3 separate regions of the Mus musculus genome follow, and regions 1 and 2 are each linked to region 3. Evidence: chromatin loops called from intact Hi-C (ENCODE). Cell type or tissue: left cerebral cortex. All regions are shown on one strand.

Region 1 (8,000 bases), 350 kb before region 3:
CCATGTCGCTTTCCAGTAGCTTTAGGTTAACGTTTTGTAGACCCTTAAAGCATACAGCGTTCATCTGCGTTACAGACCCTTATTTATTTCCTGCTCCTATAGGGGAGGAACCTCAGTACAGTCTGTACGTGCTTATGACATCTCTGATCCTGGCGATCGCTGAATACAACTGTACTCACAGGATGGCCCGTGGCGTCCTCTGCCCTGTGCCCCTGTGTGTGTTCACTATTTAAGCAAAAGCTGCCTCCATCTCTTGCTTCCACGAGTCTTCATTATCTACCAGCTAATACCCAAACTTCCTACAGCAGTATTCTTGCCTTGCTATCATCTTGCCATAGTATTAAACACTTTATCTTAACTAAGCCACGTTTCTAGCCCCACAGATCCCACATTTCTGTGTACTTTTAACCTCATCTAAAACTCCCTCTTCTCCAAGAGAGGTCTTATGGCTCTAGTTTTATCCTTAGGGTAAACTTTTATGAATTTTCAACTTGAAGCAGGAACAATGGAGGGCAGATGGTTTTTCTGCCTACAATATATAATGTTTGGTTGTGATTCTCTGAACACTTCTTATGATTTTGTTTCTGAGACCTATAGCGTAGGTCAACCAGCACTCTCTCATAGCTAAGTACATGTGTAAATATATGAAGGAATGAAGGGACAAAGGACTGTTAAGTATAAGAAACTGGTGAAGGGGACTCAGCCTTCTGATGGATCGGTTGGTTTGTTCAGCAGTTCTCAGAGAATAGGTTGAGAGCCAGAAATTCATTATTTTTACTGTGCAAGACAATAGCATTGGTTTGGGTACTTTAATGTGAATGTCTCGAATGCATTTTGCTTTCATATAAAGAAAAGAAAAGGTTGGCTTCATTTTATCAACTGTGTGTGTGTGTGTGTGTGTGTGTGTGTGTGTGTGTGTGTGTGTGTGTGTGTGTGTGTGTTGTATAATGGGCTGTGTAATATAATTTTAGAGCCCTCTGATGCAATATTTTGAAACTAAGTTGGTCATACAATTAAAACATATCTTTGGTCATAGATTGCTTGGCCTTATGCCATCTTCATAGGCAATGTCCTACTTACATAGCCTGGATTGGCTGAGAAAAATAATTGCTGCTATGAAATAATTTTGCAATTACCACTGTAATTAAGGGCAGTTTGTTAATGAAAGTGCTTGGTGAATAATGACTGCAGGGCACTCCATCTTGCAGCTTCATGCCAGATGATTGGTTCATGTGGCAGAGGCAGTTAGGGAATCAGCGACACAGCTGTCATGGTTACAGGATGGATGTAAATATCCTTTGCAGTTGATGATGAAGAACAGTCATTAGCCTCCTGCCCCTTGGGAACCGGTCAGAAGAACAAAAATAAACTTAACACAGGATGGTGAAAGCCATTCTTCTGTCTCCTTTTCTTCGGTATGAACAATTAACATTCTAATAGAAAGCGCCAGGAGCACAGAGATGAGCCCTCTCCACTTTTTAAGCATGTTAAGGTGATAGATGCTTCTCCTGGTAGGGCAGTGGTTGTTCACAGTTTATAACCACTCTTATTAGCTTATAGGCTAGTTTAAACCGCTCTTGAGAGACCCATGGGCCCCACTGAAATTTTTCTTGTTCATCCCCAGGTATTGTGTGTTTATTTCAGCCACTTGAAGAGTGCCCACGGAGGGATTTTTGCATGCCATCTTCATGGCTGCAGGGGCAATTGAAGATCAATGTTCTGTGTTTGGGCTTACCTACCTGTATAAACACTATACTGACTGAAGAAGTGCTGGCTGGCTGCTGATCCCACTTTACTCTAGACTGTGGGGGAAAAAAATCACTGCTGCAGGGTGAGGGTTCCTCACACCCTCCCTCTCCCTGAAAGTCAGGTGTTTAAGTGCACTTTGTATTTATATTCATTCCACCTCTGTGGTGTTTTGATGTTGTTTTTCATTGTAAATTTGCTTAAGCAATCTTTTGTGGAGTAATTTCATAACATGCACACACTGTGGTTTTACACTGAGTTGTTCGTGAGCTGCAACTCATTAACTTTTGCTGACTAGTAAGTCAGCAGAGCATGCTGTATTTCTTCAACTTTGTCTTGTCACGCAGTCCTTTTTACTCTCTATTAGGAGGCTGGAAGGTTGCCTGGCTGGATAAGAACCCTTGCTTAGTCAGGAGGAACTGAGTTCAAGTCAGTAGAACATGTAAAAGTCTGTAATCATAGGATTGTGGGGGACCAAGGGAGGATCCCTGCAGCCTGCTAGACACCAACCTAGCTCAGGTTCAGCGAGAGACCTTGTCCCAAGGGAATATATCCAAGAATGATATAGCAGGACACCCTAACTCCTGCTCTGCCTTCCTCGATGCTCACACGGGCACAAGCAGGTGTGTGCATCCCATGTGTACCACCCACCTCCAGAAAGTAAACTGGACCTAACAAAGAAAAGATGCTAGCAGCTCCCTGCAGAGGAATGGAAACACAGCTTCTCATTATGTCCTGATGGAGAAAGCTCTGCTGCTTCGGTAGGAGGCAGGAGTAGGGTACCCTCATAAAGAACCATCACTGAAGTGCTAGCACACGTTATGGGTGGGCTTGTTACTCTCTGCTTCTGCCGGCCATGAGTCCTTGTGTGGTAGGAGATGCTTAGTGTCTCTGGATCCTCATGACTTTAGCAAGAACCGATGCTAAGCAACGGATGGGGATTGTGCCCCAGAGTTTTATAAATCCTGTGTCCCAGACCTGACTCTTAAGTAGTCACAGAAGGATTAGAAAGCACCTGCTGCTCACAGGAGTCTTCCCCCCCCCCACACACACACCCAGTCACTCACTCTCTCAAAATGAACTCTCTATTTCATTGACCATAGATGAGTCACTGTGTCATCTGACACTGTAGGACACAAATCAACTCACTTGTCCTTAAAAGCCACACAATGTAGCAAACCTTCCATACTAAGCGTTAAAACTAGTATCTTATTCATGCTCATGTCTGATGAATTAATATGGGTTTTGAGAGAACATAATTTTCCAGGGACTTCTGAGAGTGCCTGGGTTTAAGGAAAAAAAAAAATCAACAACAACAACAACAAAAAAACTGGGTCCCTACAGTGGCTTCATAGTAAAGCTACAAGGGTAATTGTGTTTGTGTGTGGTGTGTGTGTGTGTTTTCCGAAGTATGGGCTTTTGTGGTGGGTCAAAACTCCCAATAGAAAATATCGTTGTATTTTTAGTTGGTGTTGCTCAGGCAGAGGACACAGGAACTATATCCCCCCTTCAGGGGGGATGGGACAACTGCAGTATTTACATAGTCTGTTCTCATTCCTGTTTGGTTTGGTGGCATTTTGATTCACTTATTTATTTTTTAACTAGTGTGAGATTTGTGTTTGATGTTCCATGGCATCTGTACAGGCGCCATAACACGACAGAGGTGGTAAGTGCTCTCAGACACCGGGCGGGCGGGCGGGCGGGCGGGCGGGCGATGGAGATTCTTAAGTGAAGCAGACTTCTCACGCACTGTCCTCAGGATGTGTGTGGACCTGAGCTGGCACATAGCTTCTACCCAGCACCGCCCTCGTCTGGCTTCCCTCATTTTCTCAGAACAAATCAAGGACTTTTGGTAGTTCTCCAGGACATAAATGCATCGTGTCCCATTCGGTCCTATTGTGGTCCTATCTGTCACAGCAACACTAATTATAAAAATTGAACGTAAATTTGTGCTGTTTAATAGGTTTGGGTTTAATTTTGCCTCAGTGGGAAGACATTTGATTAAAAGAGTCTTTTTTCCCCTCCTCCTTCCTCCTTTTTTCTTTTCGTAGAACAGTTAGTAAAGGCGTAGGAAATTGATTTCAGTGTCACAAAGGACATTTCTGACAGGAATGTACTTTGAAATGATTCAAGGCATCTGTTTCTCTCAAATGTGCCCAACACTGCTGAGAGCTGTACCTAAATTAAACTGTTTAACGTGTCAGCTCAGAATCCGATCACAATTTACATCCCAGTGGCTTGGCTGGAGTCTCCACCATTTCATGAACTCCCTCCCCTAATTTACTAAACAAGTTCTCGCTCAAAGTGACCATTTGTTCTAGATGCCAATATGTCACGGTCGGAATTGATTTAGCTTTGGAAGCTATTTGCTTGGGTATGGTCACTTTGCCTATGAGATGGAATCATCTCTCTGGCATTGCTTCTGGCGTGGCTTGTGAGGGACGTCCTGGTGGGCATTTTGGTGCTGTCTGTCTTTCACTGCTGCGATGTCTGTCAGGCTAGCTGGCTCCGGGAGTTCCTGTTGAAAGTGTTTCTGAGCCCAGGAATGATGTGCGCTGTTTATGGCTGTGTCTGGCACCCAGCATAGACCCTGGGAGGCACTTAACGTAAATTCTTCATAAATGAGCAGAGAAGGAACACTTCCACACGCCCATGCGTGTAACCCTGGTGTAGACAGCACTGGGAGGGCTCATTTGTCTGCCTTGCTGTGTTTCTTAGAAATCAGCGCTGTTCACTCCTATTAATTACACCGAGGCATGTCCTTTGAAGTTGGAGGGCTGGGGCAATTATTTTGTGTGTGAGAGAACTTTTTATATTCATAGTAGAAATAATTCCCTGGGGATAAGAAGAAAAAGTGTCTATGTTGAGGTATAATAGGAACCTGAGCTCATTAAGGTAATTATTTAGTGGTTCTTTCCCCTTCTTCTCCCCTCCAGTGTCCACCCACGTCATCCTCAGACACAGTTTACCAGGCAATGGAGATGAAGAACCCAGGGAAAGGCTCCTTCTATTGCCCTGCCTGTGTTTATAAGTCTGCCACCTACTGAAACAGGGCGGGAGTTTGTATGGGGCTACCCTGGAAGGCTCTTGTCCTAGAGGGGCCATGTGGTTGACCCCACTGACGAGCAGCAGAGAAGACTGTCTGTGGCACTGTGGTCTCTCTCTGTAGATCTGGACTTCACTAGTGAAGATAGAAAGCATGGCATTTGTAGTGGCTTAAGTTAGTGATTTACCTCTTGTACATATGCTAGCTTAGCCTGGATGTCGCACATATCCAGCTACCTCAGATTCACCCAGCCATTAATAGTCAAAGCTTACCAGGGGGCGGGGGGTGGGGGTGGGGAGAGGCTGTGCCATCTTGTGTGCTAGCTTCTGGAACCACCCTGGCCAAACCATTTCAGCTTCCTGGAAGGGGGAAAGGAAAGGTAGAAGGGAAACAGCCTTCTTCACCACCATGCTCAGGAAGGAATCTGGCCCTCCTGTTCACACAGGGAGGAGCTTAGTCACTTGACTAGCCTTAAGCAAGGAAGGCCAGGAAAGGAGAAAGGAACTTGACAGATCATCCCTGCAGCTGGGCTTGCATGGAAGCAGAGATGGAGTTGCTGGAGTGTCTTGAACCTTAGGCTTTCCTGACCAATTTGCTGCCTGCCATCTTTGTTTTATGAGTCTCCCAGTTGTTGTGAGACGTATACAACAGCCAATGCTGCCCTTGCTGAGCAGTCCCGCTTTAGCTTTTCGTACTGAAACTGTTTGCAGAGATGATTGTAGAAATTGGCAGTTCAGCTCACCTTCGTCAAGTTCTCTGCAAGGACTAGGAACTTTGCATACACGAAATTGCCCTGTAGGTCTGCCAGGCAAATGCTTGCTGTCGTCCATTTGAATGTTTCAACTCCTTCTGCTTTTGTATTGGGAAGCATGATAGAATAGGGAAGATGGTAGATTTGTGATTTCTTTGGGTTGTTTTTGTTTTATTTGTATTTTTTGGTTTGTTGCTGTTTGTTGGGGTTTTCTTGGGGTGTTGGTTGGTTTTCCATTTGAGAAGATATTACATGTACTGTTACTGTGCTAGTCACTGTACAGGAAAACTCAGAAGGCTTAATTACTATGGCCTACAAATAAATCCTCCCGCATAGCATATACAGATGGCCACTGACGAATGCAAAAATCAGGTTTCCATTCGTGATCTTTCTTCACAAACAGTTCGAGCGGTAACATGAAAGATGGTTACCAGTATTACCGCCTTCTGCTTTTCTCCTGTCTTTCCTCTAAGGAGCTCAAGAATCTCCAACAGCATATTTTCCTCTGCCTTGATTAGATTTTTGAAGCTGTGCCTGATATTTTGAATGCAGTGCATAGTGGAATTCCACCCGCCACCCCACTTCTAGACGCTGGAGGATGAAATATGGCCAAGTCTCAGGGACCTGTAAGCCTGCACCTAGATTGACTTTAATCTCTTCAGCTGCTCTCTCCCAAACAAAGGATTATCAGAGTTCTTGCTGGGCAATAAATGTCATTTTTAAGGTAGGATTTAGACAGTATCATCACCCGACTCTCTCAATATGAGCAAACGTTCAACTTTAGTTTTGTATGGACAAAAATCGCCTTGAGTTTTCTCACATTTTTGGCAGGGGAGGGACAGGAAGTGAAAGCCAAGTTTGTACCAAGCAAAGCTCAATGCATGCTGCCTGCGTTCTAGATAATCTTACCCCTCACACAGCTTTAGTGTTGATACCGCATAAGATAGGAGTGGTTCTAAAGTATTTCCTGAGACTGAGTTGTCTTATGCTCGTAAGCTAGCTGTATGAAGCCTACTCAATAAAGACTGTAAATCTCAGCCATATGTTTATAGAATGCCCTGCCCTCCCGCAGTCAACACGTGGGGTGCCTTGGTGTCAAACATCTTGCTAAAGGTGATAGGAGAGAGCACACCTTGTAGTGATATTAATCCATTTTCAATGTCTGGCAAATAAGCACAATGTCTAGGGCACATTAAATTGAGTCATCCAAAAATAGAAATTCAAAGTGGCTTTGAGGCAGGAAGCAGAACATTGCTTCTCTGATGGTGGACCTGCCCACATCTCACTTTGCTCGCTTACCTCCAGCATCTCATATGGCGGTCACTACAGTGCCCAGGTGCTTTACAACTTGTTTCTCTTTCTGCTTCCCACACCTCACTGGGAGCTTCTTGCAGGAAGAAAATACGTTCTATTCATGCTGGGACATTCAATCAACGTGTGGTTGGTAAACAATAAGTAGATGCTGAATAAATACCTTAAGAGAGCAAAATCTTGTCCTTCCCTCGAGGTTAAAGCTAAAGATACTCTGATTTGGGACAAGCTGGTAGTTTTGTTTTCTTTGTGCAGAGAATCTTTTCATTATTCTTCGCTGCCATTTTATTATGTGATCTGGATTTTAAAATGGAATAAAAAGAAGTATGCATTATGTATATTGGTCTAACATGCTAAAATTGTTTCACTTACCTAGTTGTAACACACTATAACCAGCATATAATCCAGCTGTTCCATTCCTGGGTTTATTTCCAAAGGAAATTTAATACGTGTTTCGTACATATGTGTATACCTGTGTTTTCAGTAACTCTTCTCAGTGGCCAGGATGCAGCAAGACACCCATGCCTGGATGAGTGGATAAAGAAAGTGTGATGTATTTATTCAACTATAAAAAAGATTGAAACCCTTTCATCTGTAGTGCAATGGATGGGGCTGGAGGACATTGTATTAAGTGAAGTATGCCAGGCTACAGAGTCCAACTCATCTTAAAGCTGAAATCTAGAGGCTAGAAGAGTAAGAGCTTGAATGCCATAGGTCCTGAGAGATGGGTACCAGAATACAGATGGCTAGGAGTGAGTTCTTGCATCCCCCTGCAAGGTAGAGTGCTTTACAGCAGCTCTTATGTAGCATATAAGGAAGTGGAAGAGAAAGAGTTCTGGGGTTTTTGACACAAAGAATGATTTGATCATCATTCATTTACATATTCAGTGTTCCACAATGCAGCACCATGCCAATTAAGGGTGTCCCCCCCACCCATTAAGTAAAGGGAATTCTCTTATGTGAGGTTCTTGGGCGCCAAGGCGAGGTCCTAGACCACTATAAGCTAGTGCAACCACCTGTGAATGTGGTTGACCAGTGGGACTTAGCCTGGGGCCTCTTGTGAGCTCCAAATGAGATCCTTGGTATGAAGAATTTGACCCAGCCAAGGTCAGCCATGAAGGTAACAGTGGTCTCTGTGGGTTGTTC
Region 2 (8,000 bases), 340 kb before region 3:
GTCATGGTGACACACCTGGTAACTAGGGAAGCCGCAGTGGCAGTCATCAGAGCTCAAGCTGTCCCAAGTCACTTCCTTTGGTTGCTCCGTTTCAGTGTTGGTTTCTCAGGTGATGCAGACATGATAGTGTGCCTTGTCTAGGATTCCAGGATACATTTCTGATATGTGCTTTAGAGAGATAGTAAAAGTCCGGGGGATGTGGGGGTCCTTTGTTGTTGTTGCTGTTGAATGTTCTGTTTGGGCTTCAGGTAAGACTGGCAATAGGTTTCAGCTGAACACCACTGGGGGTCACCTGGATACCCTTAGTGCTTTAGGAGCCAAACTCCCTGTGGTCAATCAGACACACAGCCAGTGATGCTGGCCTTCGCTGTTAGCTGTGGTCAGCTCCCACTAGTCTATCTCTGTTTTGAAAACTCAGGCTCCTTTCAGGAGCTGTGGGCGGGCCCTCTGTGTGCATGAGTCAACCTTTGGGATAATAACCAGACTCTTTCATCCTGGCTCCCCTCTAATGTGCTGACGCGCACACCATCTTAAATATCAATATGCAATTGTGCTTTAGACCAGGATTCTGCTGCCGACTCTCTGGATAGATCCCCCTGACGAGCAAAAGAAGCTATGAACAATGATGAAAGTGCTATAGTTCTCATGAGGAGGGGGTGGGGTGGGTACAGAGGTGCAAATCACCTCCTTCAAGGGAAGGCCCTGTTTCAGAAATACATTGGGAAGCTCCCATCACCAACAGTGTGCAGCCCTATCTTAAACTGGATGTGACCAGGATCAGATAGACTGTAGGCCCAGGGCTCACACGCACATTTGAATGATGGCCTCCATGATAGCCTCCTCTCTTCAGAGGTCCCAGGATCAGCAGGGAGCTGCCTTGGCAGGAAGGCCGTGAGTAGACCGCCCTCTGTGAAGGCTGCCCTCTGAGTTCATGTCTGACTGTCCTCGGTGGCTTCTTCGTTGAAATAAGAACAGGTCCAGGCTGTTATGTACTGTGCTACTGAGGTTAGCACTCCAGGCTGATTTGGTTTCAAGGGTTCTTCAGTAAAGAATCTGGAAAGCACTGGTTTTGTGTGACAAACTGATTGATAGCTGTCTGCGCTATAAAACCCACCTGGTATCGGTCTGAAGCGGGAAGGAACCAGATGTTAACATGGGGCTGTTGCTTTACAGTTTAATTTTAGTTCCTTAGTTGAATCCTTCAGGAGGGAGCATTGTGGGGCCTCCTTCCCATTCAGAAAGGTATCTGTGTTTAAAGACAGATGATGGAATTTACTGGGGGAAAAAAAAGTTTTGGCGGTGTGCAGTGGTAGATGGGTCAGAGGGTAAGAATGTGTGCTGCTCTTGCAGAAGACCCAGGTTTAGTACCTAGTACCCATGCTGAGTGATCGCAATCACATGTAACTCTAGGTTCCGTGGGATCTGACATCTCCAGCCTTGGTAGGCACGTGCACTGCGCGTGCACACATAAACACACACACACACACATTTACACACATAATTAAAATAAAAGTTTAAAAAATTAGGTAGCCTACAAAATGATGAAATTCATTATGAAATTTCAGACATATATATTATCCCTTGCTCTTATCCACCTCCCCCCCACAACTCTCCCCTCCCCTGCTTCTCCCTCATGCAAGTCCTCTTCTCCCCCGACTACCAGATAATCCCTCTTCTACAGTCTTGCCATCTTCACGTATAGGCTATTTATACGTGTGTGTGTGTGTGTGTGTGTGTGTGTGTGTGTGTGTGTGTATGTGTGTGTGTGTGTGTGTGTGTGTGTGTGTGTGTATGTGTGTGTGTGTGTGTGTGTGTGTGTGTGTGTGTGTGTGTGTGTGTGTGTGAGATGGGAGAGCAGATTTACCTCATTCTCACCCTCCACTCTACCTTTCAGCACCCTTCCCCAAGTTGAGATCGTTTTAAAGAGCACATGCCTGATACAGAAAGACAAGCATAGCATATTTCTCAAATATGTAAAACACACACAGAGAGAATGAAAGTAGAAGGAGTATGCTTTTGAACTGAAGATGTGTGAAATATATAAGTTGGGACTGGAGATGACACAGTTAAGAACACGTACTGCTCTCCGTGAGGACCAAAGTTAGGTTCCCAGCCCCTCAGTAGGCAGCTCACAAGTGCCTACAACTTCAGCTCTAGGGAGTCTCATGCCCTCTTCTAGGATCTGTAGATAATCTGTTGTCATGTGCATTTAGATACACGGGTATACATAGAACTGAAAGTAAAATCTGTAGAAGCATGATGCTGGGAAATTATTTCTTTCTAGTACTCACAGCACTACTTGTGGTAAAGGAGGAGGAGAAATTATTGCCATAATTTACCTGACAAAGACCCTCAAATTGTTTTCTCTTGAAATGCACAGCTAGAAGTTTTCCCAGTCAGTATTGGCCACATGCTAGTACTGAGTTTGTTCCAGCTATTTAGGTAATATTTTTCTTCTCTTCCTTTTAATGTTTTACTTTCCTGTTTGTTGTCAGGATTGTTGCCTAATTTAGTTTGGATCAACGAGAAGAGTCCGTTGCGGTTGCTTGTTATAACACATTTAGAGTCGTGAATCTAAAGTCAGCTTTCAATCAGGAAGGACTAGTGGATGCTTTAATGGAAAGATTACCACAAAGTCCCCACCCCTTTGTGATTTAGATTCCTTGAATTCACCTCATTAATGGCTGAGCATTGAATCGAATAAGGTATTTCTCCGAGTTTTAAACATTGAAAATTCAAGGCAAAGGCCTCTCCTTCTATCTTCAAATGAATGAGAAAGCCATCCTAAAGGAAGATGGCGGCCGAGGTGTCATTGCTCTGTGTCACCTCTATCAAAGAGACTGATTACACTGTTGATGGTGGTTCTCCGGGCCATCACTGTCTTGCCTCTGCTTCTTAAGAATGTATAATGCAGTCCAACCTTAAGACAAATAGGTCAAGCTGCAAAACTCTGCGGGAATATGAGAATGAGTCTCAAAATAATAAAGCAGTCCAACTTGGAGATGCGATATACTTTATAAATATCTCCTGAGAGGGAACACTGTCCAAGGCCTTTCCATAGCAGCCTGCCTTGCCAGTCCTATGTATTTCTAGCTGCTATTTCTAGAATGTATTAGGAGCCACTGATGGTTGATCTTTTACTGTGGTTGACAGGGGAACATATGCATACACTGTGTTCATCAATTTTTTTTTTTAACCTCTGGTGTACTCTGAAAAAAAATTGTTCTCCTATGGGTTAGAAAAATAATATTTTTGAGGATATCCCATCTGCAGATAAAGTCATTGGCCATTTCTGGTCTTGTCAAAGATAAAAATAAACCATTTTCAACTGTATTAAATACCATACTCGGGCATAAGGGAGAACACATTTGTCGTGTTTCATTTGTCGGCTCAGTCTGCACATTTAGCACGGCAATAGCAGTGAACTTCACGGACAGTCAGGCCCACTCTTTCATGTTTCCTTCCAGTTCTAAATTGAAAATATTTTTTTTGAAAAGAACTATGACAAAAGCAATTTGAGTTAGTGATATCTTGAAAGAGAAGCCAATTTCAGATCACCTTTATGGCTGGTCATTGTTACCTACAGCAGGCAGATGTCATGGTGATCTTCTCGATATTAGTATTCTGAGAGAGTCTGACCTGACAGTGTTCAGGTGACATCACAAATGGAACTCTAATATTGAGATTTCAAGTTGTAGAGCAAAAGGGCCGCTCGTGGAAATCCAGGGCAGACAGAACTACTATTGGCGAGAAGTGTAGCCATTCCCCTCATCTGGCTCTTGTTCTGTATGGTGCACAAGTGTGGTTAGCAATGACCACATGATGCTAGATGACTAATTAAAGCACGTGCTGAGAATAAACTCCCCGGTAACAGAGAATGTATGAAAGTGTTGCAACCACTGTGGCGACTTGGCTGATTTCCAACCTGTAGCTGCCAGTGTTGTCTCCATCTCTTCATCAGAGACCCACCACCCTGGTCCTTCCGAGCTGTGCTGTGCATTTGTAACAAGGTTGGTGATTCATGGGCACGCAACACCGAAAGCTCTCACGAGCCCAAGAGATGACCCTGAAAGGAGAAATTGTGGTTCAAAAGGATCATCTGTCTCCGAAAGTGTGATTTACTGAGACACCCACCCCTACCCCGAGCCTTAAAAATAGGATCTAATGACTAGATCTCTTCCTCTTTCTCTCTCTGCCTTCTGCTCTTTCTCTTCCCCCTCAGCCTAACCCTGGAGCCAGAATCAGTCCACGGGTTCTGTAAGAAACCATGCCACTGTGAGTCATACTGCTTCTTACAGCATCATAGCTGTTCTTTCTCTCAAAACCCTTCTAGACAGATAACAAGTGTTGGGTTGTTTTCATGTCTCAGATGAGGAACCAAGGCAAGGGGTGCACTGACACGCCCACCTACTACAGAAGGGTGTCGGCGACACTGCTGAGACTTGTGCTCAAGCCTTTTGTTTGTGGCTTATTCCCAACAAACCCCTAATCAGCGCCTCTGGCCTTGTCGGTTGGTGTGTGGCACCCACATCTGCCATTGCTGGTGCATCTGTAACGGTCCGTGAACTGTACATTCTGCCTGTGTGTGATCTGAGAAGCCAATCTCATTTTCAACTCTACAGAAATGAAGTGAGAGGCCAATGTGACTTCTAAGGGACCATGCAGTGCATTTCAGAGTCAAATGTGAATGGCGTTTAGGTCTGCCATGCTAGCTCCTCCATATTAGCGTGGCTTTCTCTTCTTCTAAATAACTAAGAGATAATTATTCTTAAGTCCCAGTGTCCTGCCTACTGCCTTCACAGTACACCTGCATTTTCTGAGTATACCATCTTGCGCTGTGTTAGGCATTTAAATCCATCTTGGCACTCTACTCACTGTCATGTTAGTAGTTGCCCTGGGGAATGTTCTGGATCACATAGGATACACTATTGAACAGAAATTAGTTTCTTGATCCCAGTAGAGTAACAGATCCTGAAACATTTCAGCAAGATGTATTCTGTAACTATTGGGAACTGTACACCCCGCCTGTGTCAGAAGCACACCACGTATGATTTTATTTGTGGCTTAATCAACAGGAAGAAATGCCAAGCAGCTTTGACTAGCTGGCAGTGGATCTGTTTGTGTTTGCGGTATTTTCTCTCTAAGACACCTGCTGGAGATGAGAGCCGCCACAAACACCGAGTGGGTATCCAGGGCTTCATTATAGAGGCTTCTCTAATGATCAAAGAAGCCTTTTTATACAATCTTGTTCCTGATCATGCAGCTGAACATCTGTCTACCTGTCTGTCCACCTTTTAATTGCATCATCCAGGCCTCTCTGATCCTAGACAGCTCTGTCGATGCTGCTCTGCCTCCCACCATTTCTGATCATGGCAAACACAAAATTTCTCACAAAGCAAAAAACCAGTAAAACAGAGTGCTTTCTAATAAATTCGAACGGAGCCATTTTATAAGAAGTTAATTTTCGATCACATACCCAGTGAAGTCCTTGTGCTAATTTATTCTTCAAAGCCAAACTCTTGCACAGTGAGGAATGTAGCGCGCTGTGGGAATACTCAAGGTATTAGGCACTCAATTCAGGAGAACTTGGTACTACTGGCTTTTCACAATCTGCTCAAAGTTGATTTGTATTTTCAACAGGAGGGGTGTAATAATTCAGGAATTTAACTCAAATTTTATTCATTAATTCATTTGATAAATACTTAGTCACATCAATCTGTTATGTTTAGGGCCATCTGTGTGACTTAAAAGTGAGATACCATACCCAATGTAAAATGATCTTTAATAGAAATGAATTGATTGCGAGAATCGGACAGATAGTCCTCCAGTAGATAGAAAACCCACCTCCACTTAGGGATATCAACAGTGGCTCAAGGATTAGAGCTTTATGGCTATAAAAAACACAAAAGCTGAAGGGCTCCTCTGCAGTGCCGTGAGATAAAGCATAGAAGCAGAAAATCCCACATCATGCCCAGAACATGGTAGCTGTAAGTTAGTTTGATTAAACTTGAGTAGAGGCAGCGTGAGGGATCGTGCTGCAGATGTGGACTGTGGTATGTCTGTGGGTAAAGATGTGGCTTCAGCTTTAGAGGATATTGAGGTTAATGTGGCTATGATGCAATATGAAAAGCAGTGTGGGCTACAGAAAAGAGAGCCTTCAGGCTATAGAGTGGCCACATAGGGAATATTCCAGCTATGGCAGGGTGAATACCCTGGGAAGTAGGGCAAAGCGTGACACTCAAAAAGAGTCATTTCGATGGTAGAGGGACCAGGAAAAAAGGAAGTCACTGATGGAGGTAGCTTTTGTTATTGACTTGCCTAGCAGTCATTGATGTACATGGAATTAGGCAGGACTTCCTTTTCAGTATGGATAGGAGAGTGGGTGAAGTACATCAGATGTGTACCCCATTAATAGTTAAATTGATACCATCTGGCGAAATGTCTCTAAACACAGTGTATTTATTAGGTAACAAGCCTTGCTGTCTCCTTGAGATGTCATGTGTCTGGAGTGAGCAGCCTCATCACTAGTACACTCTGTTTAATCAGTCAGAAATGTTTACACCCGTCTGAGAGTCTTCTCTCTGCTCTCTTTATGGGGACAGAAAGAGTAGGAAACATAAAACCTAAATTAACTGGAGATGGGAAAAGGGCTGGGAAAGATAGGAGCTCCCATGGCTCCATGGAGGGAGCATGCCTAGGTGGGAGTGCTCAGCCACTTGTGGATGCTCTGTGAGTTAGAGGTAGATGAGGACAGACTGTGAATGTATCCAAATGACAGACACTTAATTACACTTCGCAGGATCCAATCCTGAGGCCTCCTTTCTCAAATGTCGTCCCTGGAGAGTCCCCCAGTTCCTTGTGAGGAAGCTTTGGTGGGTGTCCCAGAGATCTGAGGTATCTGTTTCTAGAGTCTAGATGCCGTGTTTCACAGTGGCCTGGTTATTAGTCAGAGTCTGGGGGTGTTTTTTCCCTGCTTCTCTGAGTGGAGCCATGGTGGATACCAGAAGCCATTGTAAATTCCCAATATGCTGTGCTTCTAAAATAACTCAAACTATCTTGTTTTCATTTTCTTACATAGCTATTTAAATGAATACTTTTACAGGCCTGTTAATCTAAAGGCTGAGTTCTGTTACAGAGCTTAAAACTGGGACTTCAATAAATGGACCGACTGTATGTTACAAACTCAAATGTGTGAAAAATCCTGAATCTTCTCTTAGGTAAAGCAGTGTTGTACTAAAATCACAGCCAATAATATTATTAAGTAAAGGTGCATTAAAAACTGCTATAGTAATCTCCTAGGCACATGACTCCAGCATATTGTAACACTTTTTATGATGCTTCAAATGAATAGTTCAGCATTTGGTCAGATAGTAGGATAGAAACCAAAGTGCCAGTTGGGTTTGGTTGTTTACAGGGTGAAGGGCTCTGTAGGGCAGAGGAGTCATCTTTAATCTTCTAGCTGTAAAGAAGTCACTGGAAATGTTGGTTTCTATTCTCCCTCTTTAATGTTGTTTTCTCACAGTAGCTTAAGTGAAGGCTAATTGCTGCAGCATTTGGTAAATGTCATATATCCTACTTTTCTAAAGGCAGTGAAGCAGTGTAAACATGTGGCTTCTTTCTTCAAAAGATCCATCCCATAATTATCTTGAAGGCTATTACAATATGCAAATAGCAAGGGCCGTCCTTGTCTCCTAAATTAGAATATCAATATTGATTCAACATGTGCAAAAAGAAAACAACATTTCTGACAAATGTTAATTCCGTTTCAAGATAGGAGAGAAAGCTCCAGTTGTCAAGGGGTTGGTAAGTCCCAGGTCCAGGCCATTGAGTGCACCCAAATAGCACCTGCCCCTGTGGTTCCCTCCTTGGCGTGGCAATGCACTTGGTTCACAATACACACCACATAAGGGTAGATTATTATTATTTTAGAAGAAACGTTTTCATCCCTGAATTATTAATCATCACTAATGTAAAATATAGTAAGCGTCTGATTTGGCCCA
Region 3 (8,000 bases):
GTCCCTTTCCTATTCTCGGGGTAGTAGTTTCTTTCTTTAACCCACAGCTCAATGACTTCTTTCACTCTTTAAAAAGTAAAGGGGCCAGTGAGATGGCTCAATGGGTAAAGATGCCTTGTTGCCACATCTGGTGACCTAGGTTCAGTCCTTAGTACCCAGGTATACCAACGCTTGTAAGTTGTCTTCTGCTCTATACATGTGCTCCTTGACATGGGTGTACCTACACATACACGTTCTTACATGCACAAAAAGGAATGAAAAATGTGAGTGAATGAATGAATGAATGAATGAACTAATATTCCAACTCTGTGCAGAGATTTGTGGACTGTCATTCTCCCCTACCTCCAATAACCATGAATGACCGTTCAGTCCCCAGTGGACCGGGATCATTTCCATACAAGCTGGCTCAGTTCATGAGTCCCTGGATGCTTCAATGTCATGGCAGGAAGAGATGAAGGGTCATCTCCCAGGGGCCCCATTTTGGCAATATCTTCTGTGAGTTCAGCACCCAGCCCTGCCTTCAGGGGGTTGAGCAAAAACATGGTGGCTCTGCTGTCACCTCCCGGGGAGCTTGGTTCTCTTAAATTGAGTTACTCACTGCTCCTAACTTTGCCGTCATCATTTCCTTCTGCAGCCTATTAAAACTCTATCCCTGACTAATGTAGCTGAACATACTGCTCCCACCCCGCTCTTCTGCCAGCAGCATCTGTACAAGAAAAAAAAATCAGCTTTGTCAGGCAGCCTTCGCTTTCCCTCCGGCTCCCTCTCCTCTTCTTCTCTCCTCTCAAGAGTCCGTCAGTAATCATCCTCTGCAAATATGCCAGGAAGCTCCCCATGCCCTTGAGCTGTCCTTAGACCAGGATCTAGGACTCTGGCTGGCCACTTGTCTCTGGACCTGGCAGGTGGCAGGGTCCTTCTCTCAACCAGCTGCCCTCTCCATCAGCCATATGGACAGACAATATGCTTTCCATAGAAGCCCTGGTAGGACCCTCACAGCCCAGCACAGCCAATTTCAAGCCCTGCCTGACGGTTTATGTGGGAGAGGGGAACAAATCAGACAGTTTGTTGACATGTTCAGCACATGTGGTTGAGGCATGGGGCCAGGTTAAATGTATTTGGGTGTGTGTTAAAGTATGTTTTTCATTGACAACCTCGATTTTGTGTCTCTCTGTGTATAATGTGTGCATATGTGTACACACACACACACACACACACACACACACACATGCGCGTGCGTATCATATTACCACATAGGAATAGAACCACTAGATTTCAAAGCAGGCAGGCAGTGGGCTTGCTGGCACGTTTGCCTCCTACATGCTGCCTGTTTTCTCTGATTTCACGGGGATGCTGGAGATGTTTCACCTCGATCATGGAAGATGAGGGACGAGCCATGCCAAGCTGCATAGAGTAGAGGCATTTTGCAAATGTTAGAGAGTAAACAGTGTGAAAATATTGCTTCCTTCCTCCGAGTATTTATTTTTTTTTCTTTTAAAAATGTGCCTTATCTAAAGCTGGAGGCTGACTAATGTCCACAGCAGGAAATAAGAACAAGCAAATTTGTCAATTAGAATCCTGTTTGTACTTCTGAGGGCTGGGTCAATCATTTCACTAATTAGTTAATTCATTCATCCATTGATTTCTTCACTTATTGGATCATTCAACATCAATTTATTTTTTAAAAAATATTTTTCTGATTATAATAATAATGTACATTTACGTCAGAATTGTGGAAGATTTGTTAAGATATAGAGGAGGCTAGGCAAGTCACTTTCTTTTCTCTCCACTCAAAGCTAATGACTCTAATATTTGGCTATATCATCTTTTATTATGCGCTCCCAGTTGAGGCTGGACCCCTCAGGCTGTCTTGCTTCCTGCTTCCAAGCAAGAGTCAGCGTTTGGTCACATCTCCAAGCAAACCAACCTTCACAAAGCAGAAGTGACAAATGAAAATTTTGCTCAACTTTTCACAGTGCCTCAAAGGAAATGTGTAAATACATGGGACACAACAAAACCTAGTAAAACTGCCTCCCTCTGTGTTCATGGCCATGTGTCTAATTCCAGTGGCTGACAACTGCTTCCTGTCCTCGTTTACATCATCCGTTGGTCCTGACACCAGAGCCTGTGTTGTTCCCTGTGATAGCCTTTCTTCTCCTCATAGACACACATGCATCTCTCCTCTCAGGGAACAAGAGATCTGTCTCATTCTTTATCTTCATAATTCAAAAGGGGGAAATGGCAAGAAATGTGTTGTCTTTCTTGAAATGGATAATTTTGTTCTGACTTTCAGCTCGGTATGCATGTATGCACATCTATATGTAGAGATAGACTATGCATTTTATTAACATTAGGTGTATTATATTTGTCATATATCAGAACTAATGGGTTTTTCCACATATTTTCTCTGATAACTGTGCTTTCAAAACACACTTTTTAATTATTTAGTATTTTACCCATGCTATCTATATTACAACCTATTTCACTAGTACTCGGTTGTTAGAAATCTCTATTTTATGTGCTTCTTCTCACTCTCTCTCTCTCCGTCCCTCTCTCCCTCCCTCTCTCTAGCCTTCCTATGTAGTCTATCTACATGATGGTGATAAATGGCCCGTACATCTCCAGTTATCTTCTTTGTGAGCACTTCCTGTCATCTTTTGTGAATAAATTTCTAAACTTGGAATTCTCAGCTCAAAACTCAATAAACATTTTGAAATGTGATATAAATTGCCACCTAGAAATGTCTCAACTTGATTTTTTTTATATTCAAAATATAGACATAGGGAAGAACTTTTTAAAAAAGATTTATTTATTTATTTTGTGTATATCAGAACACTGTAGTTGTCTTCAGATGCACCAGAAGAGAGCATTGGATCCCATTACAGGTGGTTGTGACCCACCATGGAGTTGCTGGGAATTGAACTCAGGACCTCTGGAAGGGCAACCAGTGCTCTTAACCCCTGAGCCATCTCTCCAGCCCTGCAAGCTCTTTCTTAAAGTGACATCAATAGCACATACAATAATCATAAGAATTGATTAATGGGATTGCATAAAAATGAAAACACTTTTGCACTACAAATGAAACAATCAGCAGAGTGAAGAGACAGCTATCGAACAGGAAAAACTCTATCTGCCAACTACACACCGGAAGAGCAGCATCTAGATGTATAAAAAACTGCAGAAATTAAACAACAACAAAATCATCTCATTGACAAATAGACCAGTGGACTGAATAGACAAATCCCCACAGAAGAAGCACAAGGAGCCAACAAATACTTGGAAAGGTGTTTGAAAGCCTTCGTTATCAGGGGAATGCAAATTAAAACTACTTTTAGGTTCTACCTCACATTCATTTGTCAAAGTGGTCAGCATCAAGACAACAAATGGCAGCAAATGGTACCAAGGATGTGGGTAGAGATGAGGACTCCTGTGCTGCCAAAGTAGGAGCTGGTACAGCCACTGTAGATCCTGACAGAGATGCTTCCATGTGACCCAGCGACACCACTCCTGGGTATGTACCTAGCAGCCTCTGAATCAGCACGTCACAGAGACACTTGCACAACCATGCTTGTTACTATTCTACTCACAAAGAATTGAACCAGCCTAGAATCCCAGCAGCAGATGAATAGACAAAGGAAACATGGTCCATGTACACAATGGAATTTTATACAGCTGTAAAGAAAAGTGAGATAATTACATTTGCTAAAAAATGGATGCGATAAGCCAAGCTCAGGAAGACAAGTGCTGCGTGCTCTCCTTCCTCTGCCGAGCCTATATTTAAGTTTTATATATAGGAGTGTGTATCTGTGTGTGCTTATTTTTTAAAGTTATTGATCATTTACTGAATACAGGCATTATTAGCCTCTCGGGATTTGAAACTATGTAAAACGTATTGTGTTGTTGTTATGGGAGAACTTATAATTGGCCATTTGCTTTAACTAAATGGTAGGCTCCTGCCATCCTCCCCAAATGTCTGCTTGAATTTATAATTAGTAATATGCTGGATGAGATACTGGCTTTGCCTCTAAATATATTTCTCATCTGCATCTATGACACACAAAGAAGACCTTTCTAATTCTTGAAGCCAACCTCCAGCATCTTTGCGTATGTGCTAGTTTACAGAACACATAGGCATATGAAATGCCTCTATTTTTATCCTAAGCTTGTGCATTTGGAAGAAAGGAAGAGATGTTTACTTACAGATTAGAATATATATTAATTTGGTCTTAAAGGGGAAATGACTGCTTCGTTCATGCCCATGGTGGAGGATTGTACAGGAAATTCTAAATTCTGGCTCTGCAGGTCTGAGCTACATGCAGGTCAGTCTTTCTGGTGTTTTTTACTTTTCTATTTGCAGGAACTTTGATATCTGAGGCAGTGATGTCAGCCTTGGCCATATGATAGACTCAGGTCAATGAGATGTTATCACATAAGTTATTTTATACTTTACATATACTTTAAGAGCCAGCATTCAGTTGCGAAATTTCTCTTTCTTCTTCTGCCTCAGCATCAACACATCCTTGACCAGAGCTGCTGTTTCAGTGTGGGTCACTAAATAAAGAAGAATATAACATCCGTGTAGCATAGAAAGAAATAAGTTTATGAGGTGGAAGCCATTAAGGTTTTCAGATCATCTGCTACTTCAGTGTAATGCAGCCTGAGATGACTCTCCTCTACGTTAAGAACAGTATGGTTCTCTATGATAGGAGGCCCCTGTTCTCTCCTTAATCCAATTCATTCATTTGCATTTGTAACACGTGACTTTACTTTCATAGAATCAGCACATTGGACAGCAGTGTAATTTTTGGAGGGTCAAGTACAAGAAATATCTTACCTTTTTTTCTTCTTCTTCTTCTTCTTACAAATACTAGGACAGCATTTCATGCTGATAATCAAAATTTCTAGCTCTAATCTTTAATATCAACCGATTACCTGGGTTGACTTCAAGATAAAAGGCAAGAATAAACTGTGATCTCAATTTAATTTTTTTAAAAATGAAAAAAAGAAAAAAACCTAACTGTGGTTTTTGAGATGACTCATTGGGTAAAGGTGCTTGTGGCCAAGCCTCATGACCTGAGTTTGATCCCAAGGACCCACGGGATAGAATGAGACTCCCCCAAGCTGTCCTCTGACCTCTGTCCACGCACCTGCATTTGGATGAACACACCAATAAATCAATGCAATGCAGTTTTAAAAAAATCATATTGACCAACTCTCCATCCTGAAGGTGCTTGAAGCTTGAAGCTCCATGACCTTTCAGCCCAGGCTTTCATGCTATTTAACCCATGCTTGTCACAGAAGAAATAATGTTATTGCCATTGCGCTTGTATTCTATCTGCTTGCTCTTCCCTTGAGAATAAGGATAATATTTTGTCCAACATGCAATACATATTATATCAATAGATTCATTTTTCCAACCACTCATTTATTGATTCAATGATTATTTATTGAGTAGTTATTACTATATGTCAGATAAAGTTATCAGTCTAGGGAATCCAATGTTGAGCTAACAGATATGGTCTATGACTCAAGGAGGAGACAGGCACAAAACAATTAAGAAACAGAAAAACAAAAAGAGTTTAAGTGTTATAAAGGAGAGACCCAGGTTGAAATGCTAGATGATATTAATGATCTATAGGTGCAAACTTAAAAGGGGGTGTTGAAGAAGGCTTCTGTGAAGAGGTAAAATCCATGCTAAGGCTTAGTTTAAGAGTCAGCTTCAGAAAAAGGCTTCATAGAGCTAAGAAAGCAGAAGTCAAAATCTCCAAGACCAATAAGATTTAGATTGGTCCTTTATTTGAGGAGCTGAAAGCCATGGCATTTTCATAGACAGACCTGGAAAAGGAGCAGTTAAAAAATGAAAGGACTTTGGATTTTCAACAAATTCTTCTGGGACAGCAAGAGTGGGAGTTTAGTAACCTTTGACTCCACCAGGTTTGGGCTACACATACACACCTGTCATCTAGTAATGCATTTGTGAGCCTGCGACCCTTACCTGAATGTTCTATGCACACTCGTGCTCCTCTCCAGATGATGCACTTCACAACCTGTTAGCAACCCAGGACCCACTTGCTCTGAGCTGCATGTACACCCCTCTACGAACAATGGAATGAATCGGTCTCTCTTCTGCTTAAAGAACACCGTTAATACTTATAAATGTGATAAGGAATGTGAAGATTGCTAACTGGCCTCCTGTAAGAGAACAACTTCCTCAGTGTGCCTTTTAAGACTTTTTTATCAGGGAGGATATGGGTAAATTTGGAGGAGAACAAACTGCCAGAGTCATGCACACACACATGCACACAAAATATGATCACAGACCAGATGGACGAGGTGGCAGTGATGGGGAAGTAAAGGACAGGTTTGGCTAGATTTCAGATCAAGTAATTCTGACATGACTACCAGATGAATTGGGGAGAGAGGAGAGAGAGCAAGGTGAGGCTTCTGTTTCTACCTTATGTAAGGAAGCCATTTACTAATATGTAATCCACTAGGAAAGAAACAGCCTTACAGTGGGAGGAGGTAAGAATTCTCTGCTGGATATGTTAAGGATGAAAGGTCTGGAAGATAAGTAAGAAGAAATGTTGTCGAGTGGGCAGCAAGAGACATGAGCCTATAATGGAGGGAAAAAAAGCTTTGGGCTTAAATGAAAAGCTTAGAGTTGCCAGCATATAGATGTTACATAAAGGCACAGGAATAAGGGAGATGTAAGGGACCCAGCTGAATGAATGAGTGGTTGGATGCATGAGGAGGATGAGAGGGATGAGGGGAGGGGAGGGGAGGGGAGGGGAGGGGAGGGGAGGGGAGGGGAGGGGAGGGGAGGGGCTGACGGCTCCATTAACCACATGAAGATCCTAGAGCAGCTGGCTGGCCAGTAGAGACAGAGGGAGGAATGGGAGCTGCTTGGGTTCCTGAGCTCCTAGTTCAGCCAGAGTTCCAAAAGGGTTTCTCAAATGAGAGCAGGGCTGTGGGAGGACTGTAGCCGAAGAGAAGTCTGTAGGGCACATCAGCCCTGTGGGAGGTTGAACTGTTAGAATGGATGCTGAGATGGTTGGGCAGCCCACTGGGAGTGGGAGGAGTTACTTACTGACTGGAACATGAGTACAGGATTGAGGTGGGCAGAGAGTAAGCATCTGGGAAGGAAGTGGGGAGGGATGGGATGGTGGGAGGTGGTTGCAGCGCAAGAACAAAAGAATTAGATAGATGGGGGAGGGCTTATGTACTGGCTAGTTTTGTGTCAACCTGACACAGCTGGAGTTATCACAGAGAAAGGAGCTTCAGTTGAGGAAATGCTTCCATGAGATCCAACTGTAAGGCATTTCCTCAATTAGTGATCAAGGGGGAAAGGCCCCTTGTGGGTGGGACCATCTCTGGGCTGGTAGTCTTGGGTTTTATAAGAGAGCAGGCTGAGCAAGCCAGGTAAAGCAAGCCAGTAAAGAACATCTCTCCATGGCCTCTGAATCAGCTCTTGCTTCCTGACCTGCTTGAGTTCCAGTCCTGACTTCCTTGGTGATGAACAGCAGTATGGAAATGTAAGCCGAATAAACCCTTTCCTCCCCAACTTGCTTCTTGGTCATGATGTTTGTGCAGGAATAGAAACCCTAACTAAGACAGCTTATTTAGAAGTTCATGACCAAAAAAGCCAATGAAACAGCCAATAAGGATGAGGTTGGTGTCTCTGGCCAATCCTAGCTGGCTTCTGCGGGGATTGGCTCAGGTGGCACAAGGAGTGACTTCCGGGAAGTCGAGAGAAGTGGGCAGCAGAGGATGATGGAGCCTCAGTGCAGATGGCAAAGAGATAGCATGAGAGAAAAGAGGGCTGGAGAAATATGTCCTTAGACATCTTTTGATCTTGGGTCTACAAGTCAGGGAGGATACATCAGAGTAACTAGTGTCCCCAGACCTCTGCACAGGGAGAGGCCTGAGTGTTCCGGAAAATACTTTGACATGGAGTAGTTCTGAAGCAAAAGATGAAGTTCCCAAATTGATGGGAGAAGATACAG

The links. Peaks named below come from ENCODE experiments on the same cell type or tissue, not always from the same donor. Only the 100,000 strongest peaks of a DNase experiment are listed, where the experiment ranks them.
Region 1: a loop joins it to region 3, with 5 times the contacts of the local background. A loop is called at or near these places in 2 of 42 quality-filtered maps.
Region 2: it touches region 3 in a loop (3-fold over the local background); 2 of 42 quality-filtered maps call a loop at or near these places.

What each region holds. Positions count from the first base shown.
Region 1 is chr9:47,713,530-47,721,529 of GRCm38, forward strand. All of the region lies in intron 1 of Cadm1 (cell adhesion molecule 1), which reads left to right. Among named protein-coding and RNA genes, the nearest start is that of Gm10677, 100 kb to the right of the region's middle. In left cerebral cortex, a CTCF peak has its summit at 3,575 (motif pointing left); DNase peaks (open chromatin) are centred at 3,558, 3,887, 6,031 and 6,354; H3K27ac peaks cover 1,484 bases.
Region 2 is chr9:47,730,004-47,738,003 of GRCm38, forward strand. All of the region lies in intron 1 of Cadm1 (cell adhesion molecule 1), which reads left to right. Among named protein-coding and RNA genes, the nearest start is that of Gm10677, 84 kb to the right of the region's middle. In left cerebral cortex, no CTCF peak of the experiment used is centred here; DNase peaks (open chromatin) are centred at 512, 4,159 and 6,901; H3K27ac peaks cover 1,970 bases.
Region 3 is chr9:48,066,237-48,074,236 of GRCm38, forward strand. No RefSeq gene overlaps it. Among named protein-coding and RNA genes, the nearest start is that of Gm40518, 89 kb to the right of the region's middle. In left cerebral cortex, no CTCF peak of the experiment used is centred here; DNase peaks (open chromatin) are centred at 694, 3,575, 4,095, 6,516 and 2 more places; H3K27ac peaks cover 5,477 bases.